Linked DNA regions of Homo sapiens: region 1 is linked to region 2. The links are chromatin contacts, found by POLR2A ChIA-PET in ENCODE. All regions are on one chromosome and are shown on one strand. The core of a region is the stretch at or near the end of the contact, and the rest is flanking DNA. Distances in the headings are between cores, read along the strand shown. Region 1 has its middle 13 kb from the start of GSX2. Region 2 holds the start of RPL9 (ribosomal protein L9).

The links. ChIA-PET counts read pairs that join two places held with the same protein, here RNA polymerase II (POLR2A).
Region 1: POLR2A ChIA-PET joins it to region 2 with 13 read pairs in AG04449. The contact joins the enhancer-like site here to the promoter of RPL9 in region 2. POLR2A ChIA-PET finds 5 or more read pairs at or near these places in 2 of 52 experiments (AG04449 and activated T-cell).

The regions. Positions count from the first base shown.
Region 1 is chr4:54,084,265-54,090,321 of GRCh38, reverse strand. It overlaps a transcript of CHIC2 not described here and the pseudogene MORF4L2P1. Among named protein-coding and RNA genes, the nearest start is that of GSX2, 13 kb to the left of the region's middle. Within about 2 kb of position 4,766, at least 5 of the 41 ENCODE cell types and tissues checked have a DNase peak (open chromatin) inside an H3K27ac peak, as active enhancers do.
Region 2 is chr4:39,457,115-39,462,838 of GRCh38, reverse strand. RPL9 (ribosomal protein L9) reads left to right here and starts at 3,917. Exons shown (of 8, transcript NM_000661.5): 1 at 3,917-3,948; 2 at 4,399-4,445; 3 at 4,530-4,645; 4 at 5,158-5,253. The coding sequence starts at 4,400. LIAS (lipoic acid synthetase) reads right to left here and starts at 3,783. Exons shown (of 11, transcript NM_006859.4): 1 at 3,677-3,783; 2 at 1,877-2,049; 3 at 550-643. The coding sequence starts at 3,721. RefSeq lists enhancers at 3,256-3,305, 3,676-3,970, 4,166-4,916 and a silencer at 3,686-3,735.

The DNA of each region.
Region 1 (6,057 bases), core at 3,517-6,016, about 15 Mb before region 2:
CGCAGCTACTTGGGAGGCTGAGACAGGAGAATTCTTGAACCTGAGAGGTGGAGGTTGCAGTGAGCCGAGATTGCACCACTGCACTTCAGCCTGGGCCATAGAGCAAAACTTCATCTAAAAAATATATATATATAAAATAAAATAATTAAATTGTGTATAATTTATACAGATTGAGTATCCTTCATTAGAAATGCTTGGGACCAGATGTGTCTGAAGATTTTGGATTTTTTATGGTTTTGGAACATTTGCATGTATATAATGAGATATCTTGGAAGAGGACCCTAGTCTAAACACAAAATTCATTTATATTTCACATACAGCTTATTCAGTGTACATAGCCTAAAAGTTTTTTATACAATATTTTAAATGATTTTTTGCATGAAGCAATATGTTTTAAGTACTTCTGTGTGGAATTTTCCACTTGTGATGTCATGTTGGTGCTCAATAAGTTGCAAATTTTCAATATTCAGCCTGTATTACATTCTCCTCTAGCATCAGGCTAGTGTTATAGTATCAGATACTCCATCTTCATCCTTTACTATGACTTCTTTTCTTCCACCAATGTTATCAAAAGTACTGTTACCAAGGGAAATAAAAATGCAGCAAGAACCTATAGGAGCTGAATATTCTTTTAGGCAGCTTTGGAAGCATTTTTAGTCCTGTTAAAATGGAAGGGAATATTTTCACAGTGGCACAAAATGAATGCTGTAATTTAACCTTGTGAGCAAAATTTCTGATTAAATACAACATAGGAAATATGTTTCCTGATTAGCCATGTACCTCCCTGGAACAAGGTATTGTATAAACAATTGCAAGACATACTTATTTTTATTTTAGAGAAGCTGACTTATTAAAAACATTTTTTGATATTTTGATCAAATATTTTGATCACTATATATGTGTGTGTATATATATATATATATATATATGGAATGTGGTGGTGGGATCATAGCTCACTGTAGCCTTGAACTCCTAGGCTCAAGCTGATCACAATATAATTTTGTTTAAAACCAAAATTTTTAAAGATTGGATTTCATTATTGAGATGTTTTCCCAAGGAAAAAAAATCAAAAAGAAGGCTTGAAAGATTGGAGAACCGATTGCAGATCTAGGTTCTTGAATTTAACAGCAAGAAAGGAATTCTGTCCTTATGTAACTGACCTATCTCATGTTATAAGTAGGGAGACTGAGGTCTCAAGGGATGAAATGGTCTTAGTGGTCAGTCTCTCCTACAGTCACCAAATAGGACCATATCAGCTTTGTTCCTCTACCTACAGTTTTATACACTTGCAGGAAGATGCCCTGGAAACTAGGAGAAGAGAAGGTACAGGAGTTCCAGGTTCCTGCATTACCCTCAGGTCTCTGTTGCTGGCACCTCCATCTTCTGGTGGCTCTTGCCCAAATCCTTTGAATCTTCTGTGACTCCTCTCTTGCTCTTTCTCTAATCCTGTACATTTAACCCATCATGAAGTCCTGAAGGCTTTAACTTCAAATGTAACTGGAAACTGACCACTTCTTAACACTCCAACTACTATCGCACGGGTCCAAGCCATCACCACTGCATAGGGATGACTGGGTTCATTCTTCCTATACTTGCCTCTACAATCTGTTCTCAACAGAGCAGCCAGAAGGATCGTTTTGAAATAGAAGTCTGATCAGGTCAGACCAAGAACAAAAGGCCCTCCATGATGCCACCATGGCTGTCTCTGACCACTCCAACCACTGGCCTACTTGCTCCCTCTGTTTTCCTTGCTGGTCTGGCCCTCTCTAGCCTTCCCCTCTGTTGAGAACTCTTCCCCTACAAGCTCACACGTCTTACTTCCTCACCTTTAGGTCTTTCCTCCAAAGACACTTTCTTACTGTCTTTTTTCTTTTTTGCTTTGAAATTTAGAAACAAATTTTATTTAAGATCTGAAATGTAATTCCTAAAATATCAACTTTTTCAGAAAACTGTGGCTTACACAATAATGCATTGCCTCTATCACGTTACAACATGCATTAGACTCAAATGCAAAAACCATGAAACAAACGACCACCCTTCAACAATTTGCGCAAAGACAGAATGCCTAAGGAACAACATAGACGGATTTGCAGAGGATGGGCTGTTTTACTTCAAGCATCATTAAAAAAAAGAGAACAAATGCATGGGTTTTTGGGTATATATATCAAATTGAATGTTTGGCACTAGGAGTCAGGGCATTTTGTCATGTAGCATTAACACATATTAGAAAATTGTGTAGTGTCAAAGGGGTAGAACCACCAGCATTCAAGCAATGTTGTCAACTAGGCAATAAAATGTTCCACTGAATATTTCTTCTTTGTTCTAATTACTGCATACCCTGGTAGCAACTTTGAAATGAGAAAAGGAGCTTACACTCCTTTTATTTTCTGTTTAAAACAGAACAGAAAACAAACTGAAACATAAGCCCTGTTTTACATTAACAATGTTAAAGAATATCCATTTTACAAGAAAAAGACTAAGAACAAAAAGTGTTTCCAGATCTCAGGGAAATAACAGTGAATGGTCTGTAGACCAGCACAGGGCTTTGTGGTGGTACTTAGCAGAAGCTACTTTGTAATCACCGCCAGTAAAAAGAGATGCAGAATTCTTTGCCAGATATTTTAGGAAATCATGCAAATGGCCCAACAATAACGCAAGGCTCTTCTCATCAAGGGATATATAGGCCAACATTTCTCCTATTCTTACAAATAACCTCAGTAGGTGTGTGCCCCTTAAACCTGGGACACAGGAGCATCAGGGTGAGCCAAGAGGATTTCTGCATACAGGGGCCTCTCAAATTTGTAGAGCAGCTGAGTGCCTAACATCACGTCGAAATATTCTTTTATTCTTGTCACAATTTCATTAACTGCCTATGCCTTATTATCGACGTTTCCCTGCGATGTTTTACAATTTGCATACTCCTTTAGAATTGCATCTACATTTTGCTTAGCAGGGAGTTAAAACAGCTGCTTCTGCTTGGTAACTAAGTTCCAGTCCCCAGCAAGCCATGGTTTCGATTCTTCAGGCATCTTCACTTTAACTTCCATTCTGTTCTTAAATGCGTCCTCGCTTTCAACAGTGAGGTCTGCCCAGGCTCTTTCCTTCCCTGGGGTCTGAGGTGCTTTGCTGGTACTGCCCCCATATCTGTTTCCAGGAGTCCTCTGTTTGTTCTTTCTGGTCTTCCTCACGGATCCTGAAGCTAAGAAGTTCTCTGCAGAGCGACCCCACATCTTCCTGAGAGAGGTGGTTCAAGATTTTTCTGCTGTGGACCAGCTGCCTTCTTTCCTGAGGAGGCCCCTCTCATCTCTGCATGTTGCTTCTAGTTGGTTTTTTGAAGTTGTCTTCTTCTGCAGATTGTTGTCCATGAGATTGAGAACCCGGCTTTCTGGAACTCATTCAACCCTTTTTATTCCAACCAACAATCTTTCTTCTTTCCAAGAACTCCTAGGGATTTCCCAAAAGGACTCTTATAGATCTTGCAGGATGGTCTAGGAGGATACAGTGGGAGATACAATCCAAGATTCTGTAATCAGAGGTTTCTACAATCAGGATCAGATCTCCTGAGCCTTACTGTACAGCAAACTTAGCTTTTCTGAATGGTGACCTGAAATGAGAATCCAGATCTTTCTAGCTGCCGCTTTCTCACTCTTTTTAAAATATCAAAGCTGCTACTGTGCCTTCTGCACTCCCAATCCCTTTTCCATGCTCTATTTTTTTCTCCCATAGCAGTCATCACTTTCCAACTATATGCTACATAATATCTTCTGTTTATGTTTATCGTCTGAATCTCCCTGCTAGAATGGAAGCTCCTGCAGGATATTTATGTCTACTGGGTTCATTGAGAACAACCACCCTATGAGAAGAGGGCCATTATTATTTCAAAGAGAGGGTGAATTTACATCCAGGACCTCCTAAACCAAACCCCAAACTCAATGGTGCAGTAAAAGGGTGAGGTTGGGATGGAGATGAAATGGATTTGCACTGATTTCAATGCATCATCTTATTACTATCATCATCTGTCTCATAATCTTCTCCATGCCCCTCTGCTTGAGGGCAGAGCCCAAAACTTGTGTATGACCAGCATTTTGCAAGCTGGTTGCACATGAATCAAAGGCCTAGTGGAAGCTTCAAAATGAATGAGATCTAAGCTATCTTGTTTACATGCTTTCCTAAGCATATAAAGCAGAACCTGGCAGAGGAGATGCTCAATAATTTATGAAGGATTGAAAGAAGAATGTCAGTGTTCTAGGTGGATGCTTCCTCACCATTCTATTTTACCTGTATACAGGACTGCAGTTTATAAAGACTCTAACCAGTTATGTCCTTGGGTTAGCACAATTATTTAAGCTAGATAGGACTTTTTGTTTTTTTTTTAACTGTTATTTCCACAATAAGATATTGAGAGGTTAAACGACTTGCCAAAATCAGATCCTGGATTTAGACTTGCAATCAAAGTATCATTTTGTTTTTGGTGGGAGACAAGTTCCCTTTCCAGACCTCCTGGCTAAATGAGGAAAACTAATAAGTTACTGGATTTACTGTGGATGCTTCTAAATCCAGTGGCCCTGAGATTAGGGCTAAGGTTCTCCCTCCACTGTCGGCCTGTGGAATTCTTTAGCTGCTCACATCACAGCTACATGAACAGTTTTTGGGAAACACACCATAATGGCCACATCCTCTTGTTTTTATAATTTACACAGGGTTGAAAACAAGAGATATTGTCTTGTTGTTAGCTAGAGCTCATTTGGAGTCTGCCCTGAGTCTCTGGACTTGGCTCGATGCCCTTCCTCATCTGACTGCTCTGGGCAAACCAACTACTGTCTTAGTCATTGTATTACTCTGTTTGGATTCTCTGTCAGTCCATCAGATTTAGCTGATGAGCTCATTGACTGAAAATTGATTGAGCAAGACAGTGTCCCTAATTCTGTATGCATACACAGCACCATTGTCTTCCACAGATACTTCGTAATAATTGGCATCCCCCTACGAGATCATTGGTATCTCAATAATTAAAATCAATAGCTGTTGTTAAGGCAAGAATTTATCATAGTAACCTACAAAAGTGGTAAAAAGGTAATATAATTCAGAAGATAGATGTAAATATAAAATTACCAATTCTGAACAGGTTTTTAAAGATAATACTTGTTCCTTAAGGACATTCATATTTAATAAAATAAATGAGTTATTTCTTTATCATTTGAATGACATAAATTGTTACTTTTTTATGTGAGTGGGGAAAATATAGCACTTTAACATTTTGAGATAAGGAGTAGAACACTTTATTTATATCAATTCAGTGTTTAGCTTTTCACAGATTTTGTCTCTATGCTACCTGTTTGATTTTTTTTTTTTTTTTTTTTTTGAGACAGAGCAAGGCTGTGTCTCCCAGGCTGGAGTTTAGTGGTGAAACCTTGGCTCATTGCAACCTTCGCCTCCTGAGTTCAAGTGGTTCTCATGTGTCAGCCTCCCGAGTAGCTGAGATTGCAGGTATACACCACCACGCCTGACTAATTTTTTATACTTTTTTGAGTATACTCTAATTTTTTGCTTTCTGGGGTTTTACCATGTTGGCCAGGTTGGTCTCAAACTCCTGGCCTCAAGTGACCTGTCTGCCCTGGCCTCCCAACGTACTGGGATTACAGGTGTAAGCCACTGTGCTTAGCCTGTTAGAATTTAATAGGTCTCAGTTATACACTATTTCACTATTCTGGGTGCTCTAAAGCATCAGTGACAATAATTATGAATGTAGAAGGTGCATTGGTAGCCAAAGTTAACTATGTCATTGCTGTCCTTGAGAGGGGTTTTTACCTGTGTTTTCTTTTTTTTTTGTAATTTTTCTGAGATCAGACAAGTTAGTTAGATTCCAAACAATATGGGCCTAATATAATCACAATTCCATTTAAATTGGCCAAAGAATGACCCTTATCCAGACAGGACTCTTAGTGTACTTAGCTGTCAACAAAATATAAAACTTATCAGAATAATGGCTACTTTTAAATATAAGGCCTGCATCATATTGTTAGAGGAACTTCTGGAAATAGGAGACAGTTGCTATTA
Region 2 (5,724 bases), core at 2,668-5,167:
ATTTTTTTTGTATTTTATTAGAGACGGGGTTTCACCATGTTGGCCAGGCTGGTCTTGAACTCCTGACCTCAGGTGATCCTCCCACCTCGGCCTTCCGAAGTACTGGAATTATAGGTGTGAGCCACCGCACCTGGCCAAAATCCAATTTTTAAATTAAAAACTTTACGAATGTATATACTTCATATGTGCAAATAAAAAAGTCTGAAAGATTATATACTGAAGAGTTAAAGGTAAAGGAGTATGGTTTATATATGGCATTGCGTATGTGACATACCTTCATATTTAATTTTATATTCTTTCCAACAAATCATATATCTAATTTGCAATATAAAACAAACAAAGCCTTGTTTCCAAACTCGTAGGGCAAAAAATCTCTTTGTTTGCCGGAAAAATGATTCTAAATATATTTCCATTCCTGGTAGTAATGTATCACTTAACATATTTACTTTCTTTGCTATTATTTATATATTTATTAATAATTTTTAAGTTATATAAACGTAGAAACATGGCTTTTGGTGAAGAGGGATAGTTTACACTTTGACAACTTACTGTATGGAGATTTAAATTCCGCAAAGTATTTTTCAGTTTATTGTAATTTTTCCCCATGGGAATCTCTGTCTTTAGCCATGGAGGTAGTCTTAACCTAAGGAAAGCCAAACATAACTATCTATTAACAAATATGCTGCCAAATAATTACACAGCTTTGAAGTTAATTTCTTCTATTACAATTCCTAGTTAATAATTTTTTCTATAACCTTAGAATAACTCTTATAATTTCTGTCATAGGAGTAAGAACACAGAATCAAATTTAGCCTTGCTCAAACCACTTTAGAAAACACCAATAATGGCCGGATGTGGTGGCTCATGCCTGTAATCCCAGCACTTTGGGAGGCCGAGGTGGGCGGATCACAAGGTCAGGAGTTCGAGACTAGTTTGGCCAATATGGTGAAGCCCTGTCTCTACTAAAAATACAAAAATTAGCCGGGCGTGGTGGCAGGCGCCTGTAGTCCCAGCTACTTGGGAGGCTTAGGCAGAAGAATCCCTTGAACCCAGGAGGCGGAGCTTGCAGTGAGCCAAGATTGTGCCACTGCACTCCAACCTGGGTGACAGAGCAAGACTGTCTCAAGAACAAACAAACAAAAAGAAAACACCAATAATGGAGTGTAACAGGGCGCTATACTCACGTCTACCTTTTTTGCAAAGGCAGAGTTACACTATTCTAATAAGAGAATGAGCAAGTTTTCAAATATCTCATCCCTCATGAATGATACTGCCAAAAAGTACTCTACTTGTTTAGACTGAGGAAAGATCACAACTGTGCACTGTCTGCTCTACATTCTAGATTTTATAGTGGTTACTCAATGGAAAAAAGATCTAAAATTTGGACTGGAGACTGTGTATCCTTGGTTCTCCATGACTTCCATCCACTTGTGATATAGAAGGAGCAGGATTAAGTTATCTTTCAACTCAATCTACCTTCTACATAAAATTCCATCATTCTTTTAAATTAAGGCAAGGTATCCATAGGTCACATGTAAATTGACTAGGAGAAGCACAAGTTAGATCATCAACAGCTACTAACCCAGATCTAACAGACTAGTAGCAAAGCAGTAATCTTTACTCTGAAGAAGTTGGATGCTGGGTAGAAAATGGGGAGATGGCAGTGTAACATAGTAAGGGCAAGAGAAAAGAGAAAGATTCCAAAAATTTCATCTGCTTACTTGTTCTATCTAGTTCTGTTATCACATCTTTCTAATGATTTTTAGCTAAATTTAACAAGTCTGATATTAAAAACAGATTCTAGGGCTTGGTTATATCTGAAAATAATGCACAATAAAGGAACGGGACGTTAAAATTATCTCAAATTTTCAATTACCTTTCTCCTTTCTGGCGTTTTAGGTTTCCTTTATATTCATCCCAGGTGCTCCTGTCTGCAAGATCACCAGATACAAAATCTTGAAGGTCTGGTCCATTCTGTAGGAGTTCCTTTTTTTTATCTGGCAAGGAGCTTAACGGTCTGACTGGGCTGCAAAAATATCTCCCAAATACCTAAAGAAAGAGTTAATTATGACGTTTATTTAGTGGAGTCCGTAATAATTTAGTTTTAACCCATCATAACACCTAAACGGAAGGGTAAAGCCAAAAAAGTGATTCAGAAATTATGTCAAACTAGGAGCTCTAGTATTCTAGGGCATTAGAATATAAAAGATGACTGAAGGAACCAAACCTAAAAGAGAGTAAGAGTTGACTGTTTACTACTGAGTTTAGAATAGATTTGGAAATCTGTTTTTTTTTTTTTTTTTTTGAGACGGAGTCTTGCTCTGTTGCCCAGGCTGGAGTGCAGTGGCGCAATCTTGGCTCACCGCAAGCTCCGCCTCCCGGGTTCACGCCATTCTCCTGCCTCAGCCTCCTGAGTAGCTGGGACTACAGGCGCCCGCCACCACGCCCGGCTAATTTTTTTGTATTTTTAGTAGAGACAGGGTTTCACCATGTTAGCCAGGATGGTCTCGATCTCCTGACCTCAGGTGATCCACCTGCCTCGGCCTCCCAAAGTGCTGGGATTACAGGCGTAAGCCACCGCACCCGGCCCGAAAATCTCTGGAACTAACATATATCACACTTTCATGTACTCCACCTACCAGGAACTAGATGTTTGTCTTTCAACAAGATTGAACTGCAATAACTGAAGAAGGTGCCACAGTTTAAAACTGTTCTGGTCCTGACTTGAATCAGGGGCGTTTAAAGTGAAGTGTGCAATAAATCTCTCGAGCTTTGAATAATTGTTGAAACGTAGGTTAATAATGCCCAATTAGTTTCAGACAACTGGAAGGTTAAAACCAAGCCTAACGTTTTTACTTTCTTTTTCTTTTTTTTTTTTTGAGATGGAGTCTCGCTCTGTCGCCCAGGTTGGAGTGCAGTTGCGCGATCTCGGCTCACTGCAACCTCCGCCTCGCGGGTTCAAGCGATTCTCCTGCCTCAGCCTGGCGAGTAGCTGGGACTACAGGCGCACGCCACCACGCTCAGCTAATTTTTGTATTTTTAATAGAGGCGGGGTTTCACCATGTTGGCCAGGATGAACGTTTTTACTTTCTAGGTTACATTGTTTCTGTGTTTGAACGTGGCAGTCAAGAACATAAGAAATCATGGTATTCGGCTTTTACATCTGAACACAAACGTGTATGAGATAGCCAAAACACTACAAAATCCACGAGTCTGCACATGTATCTCAAAAGAACCTTCGACAACTCAAAGAGTGCCTGTTAGGGTGTTGCACGATTGCTACTGCACTTCTCAATGTCTGCCGCTGAAGCCTAGCGGACAGGTTTGTGTTCTCTGCGGCTAGAGTGGTGTCTCACACACAGTAAGAGTCCAAGACAGAATAGCTATGTGGGGTGCTCACTGCAGTGCTCCATAAATATAGGGTACAAACCACTCTAAGCAGAAAATAAGTCCTCGGTGCTGGCCCAGAGAGACTTGCAAACAAACTGATGCCAGAGACTCTATATCATGGGGCTGGCGGGATAATTACATGAGATTACACGAAAAACGTTTAAAACTGCCGTTGGCTAGTAGTAAATGTTCAGTAAATGCACTGGCCTTTATTATTGGGCATGGGCGCTCTGAAGGGATAGGATCCCCCCACCCCACGCCCAAACCCGTTCGCCCCGCCGCTCACCCGGGGCCCCAGGGTGCGGGCTGCATCCCCGCAGCGTAGAGACATTTCCTCTTTAGGACTAGCGCAGTGCAGGGGTTGAGGGATCGCTAACTCCCGGGAAAGGACAGGTCGAAATTACGTCGCTCCATTTATGACAAGCAGCCAAGCTGCTCCACGATTGGCTGCTTTAGCCTTACGTGCGTCGCGCACTCATGACGCAATACGCAGGCCCCTTACGCGATACAAGTACGTAATGACGACAGACGTTCTTTCTTTGCTGCGTCTACTGCGAGGTAAGGATGTTTCTGTGCTCGTGGGGGTACTGGGAATCTGAAACCATCTGCTCTGGGAAAGGCTGCGGCGCGGCTCCCACTCTCGGAACCTTGTCCTGTTTGTCCCCCAGCTCGGCAAGCGCCATATGAGCCTGGCGGCGCCAGATGCGAATCCTGTTGTGGGCTTTTTGGCCTATTCCCGCCCCTCAGTCTTGCCGGGATGGCACCGCCCGCATAGGACTTCCAGGGTTGGGCTGAGTGGGAGTTCGACTGCTGGGCCTCGTAATTCTCGCTTTGGGGCTGCTCCTTCCAGGCTGGGACACACTGGGGCCCGCTGTCGGTCTCCCGTCCTCCGACATCTTGTCTGGAACTTCCGCCTGGCAGTCTCCAGTAGGAGTGGAGCTCTGTGCGGCGTAGTTTGGTGGAAAAACGGGCCTTGCGTCGGCCTCACCCCCAGTGTTTGTGTTTCAGAATGAAGACTATTCTCAGCAATCAGACTGTCGACATTCCAGAAAATGGTATGAGACTTGATGTCTTTTACTTACATCTTTACTGCACGTTCCAAGCGTTGTGTGGCCTGACGAGTGTGTTCTCTCTTCTAGTCGACATTACTCTGAAGGGACGCACAGTTATCGTGAAGGGCCCCAGAGGAACCCTGCGGAGGGACTTCAATCACATCAATGTAGAACTCAGCCTTCTTGGAAAGAAAAAAAAGAGGGTGAGGGTTTTTCTTCTGATAATTCAGTTGCTCGTTGGAAGGTGGTTTATAACAGCATCACATTTGGTTGCTTTAACAATTTTCGAATTAAGGTTCAGTGCTTCAGCTTTAAATGTTGCTGTCCAGAATACCAGCCTGTTCAGTGAAATTGAAAAACCAGATTCTGAACACAGCCAATTATATAAAGCTCAAATGTAATAGTGGTCATCAGTGACACGTCTTAATGGTGTTAGAAGTTTGGTTTATTTTCCTAGTGATTGCTTTGTAAAAATCACAGGAACCGGCAGTAGGTCATTTAAACCTGATGATTTAATTTTCCAGAAGGGAAGTTTGTTGCAACTTCTACAAAGCTTAACTGTTGGGAGGTTTTATAGGTGGTTGGATTTTTCCAGTTGAAAACCATGTGCTTTGATAAGGGTTAATTCTAGAATCTTAAAGTAATTCGGTAAGTGGTCTGTTGTCTTTTAAGCCTGCATATTTCTGGAAAGAATACATTTTTTGTTCTGTTACAGCTCCGGGTTGACAAATGGTGGGGTAACAGAAAGGAACTGGCTACCGTTCGGACTATTTGTAGTCATGTACAGAACATGATCAAGGGTGTTACACTGGTAAGCAGATGTATCAGACTTCCTTGTTTTGGAAAGGGAGGTTTCTCAAACCTGTGCTTTATACAGCGTAAGTGTCTCTTTCAGAGAATGGGTCATGTATTTTATTTGGTGTAATACGCAAGAACTTGGCAAAAATAGGCATCTGTGGGTCTTTAAGCGATAGAGCTGAGAGCAAAGACCAGATGGGTACAACATGTTTGTTTTTTTCTGTTGTTGGGTTTTTTTTTTTTTTAATCAAGGCTGGGGTCTCGCTATTTTGTCCAGGCTGAGCTCAAGTGATCCTCCCACCTTGGCCTCCCATAGTACTGGGATTGCAGGCATGAGCCACCATGCATGGCTAGATGGGTACAACTTTTAAAAAGTAGGCTAATGATGAATTTTCATACCTTCCGAATTCTTTAAGATAGGAAATCTACAGTTGCAGTACTAGTTGGTAGTCACATCTCACCATCAGGACCCCTTGTTGGGATA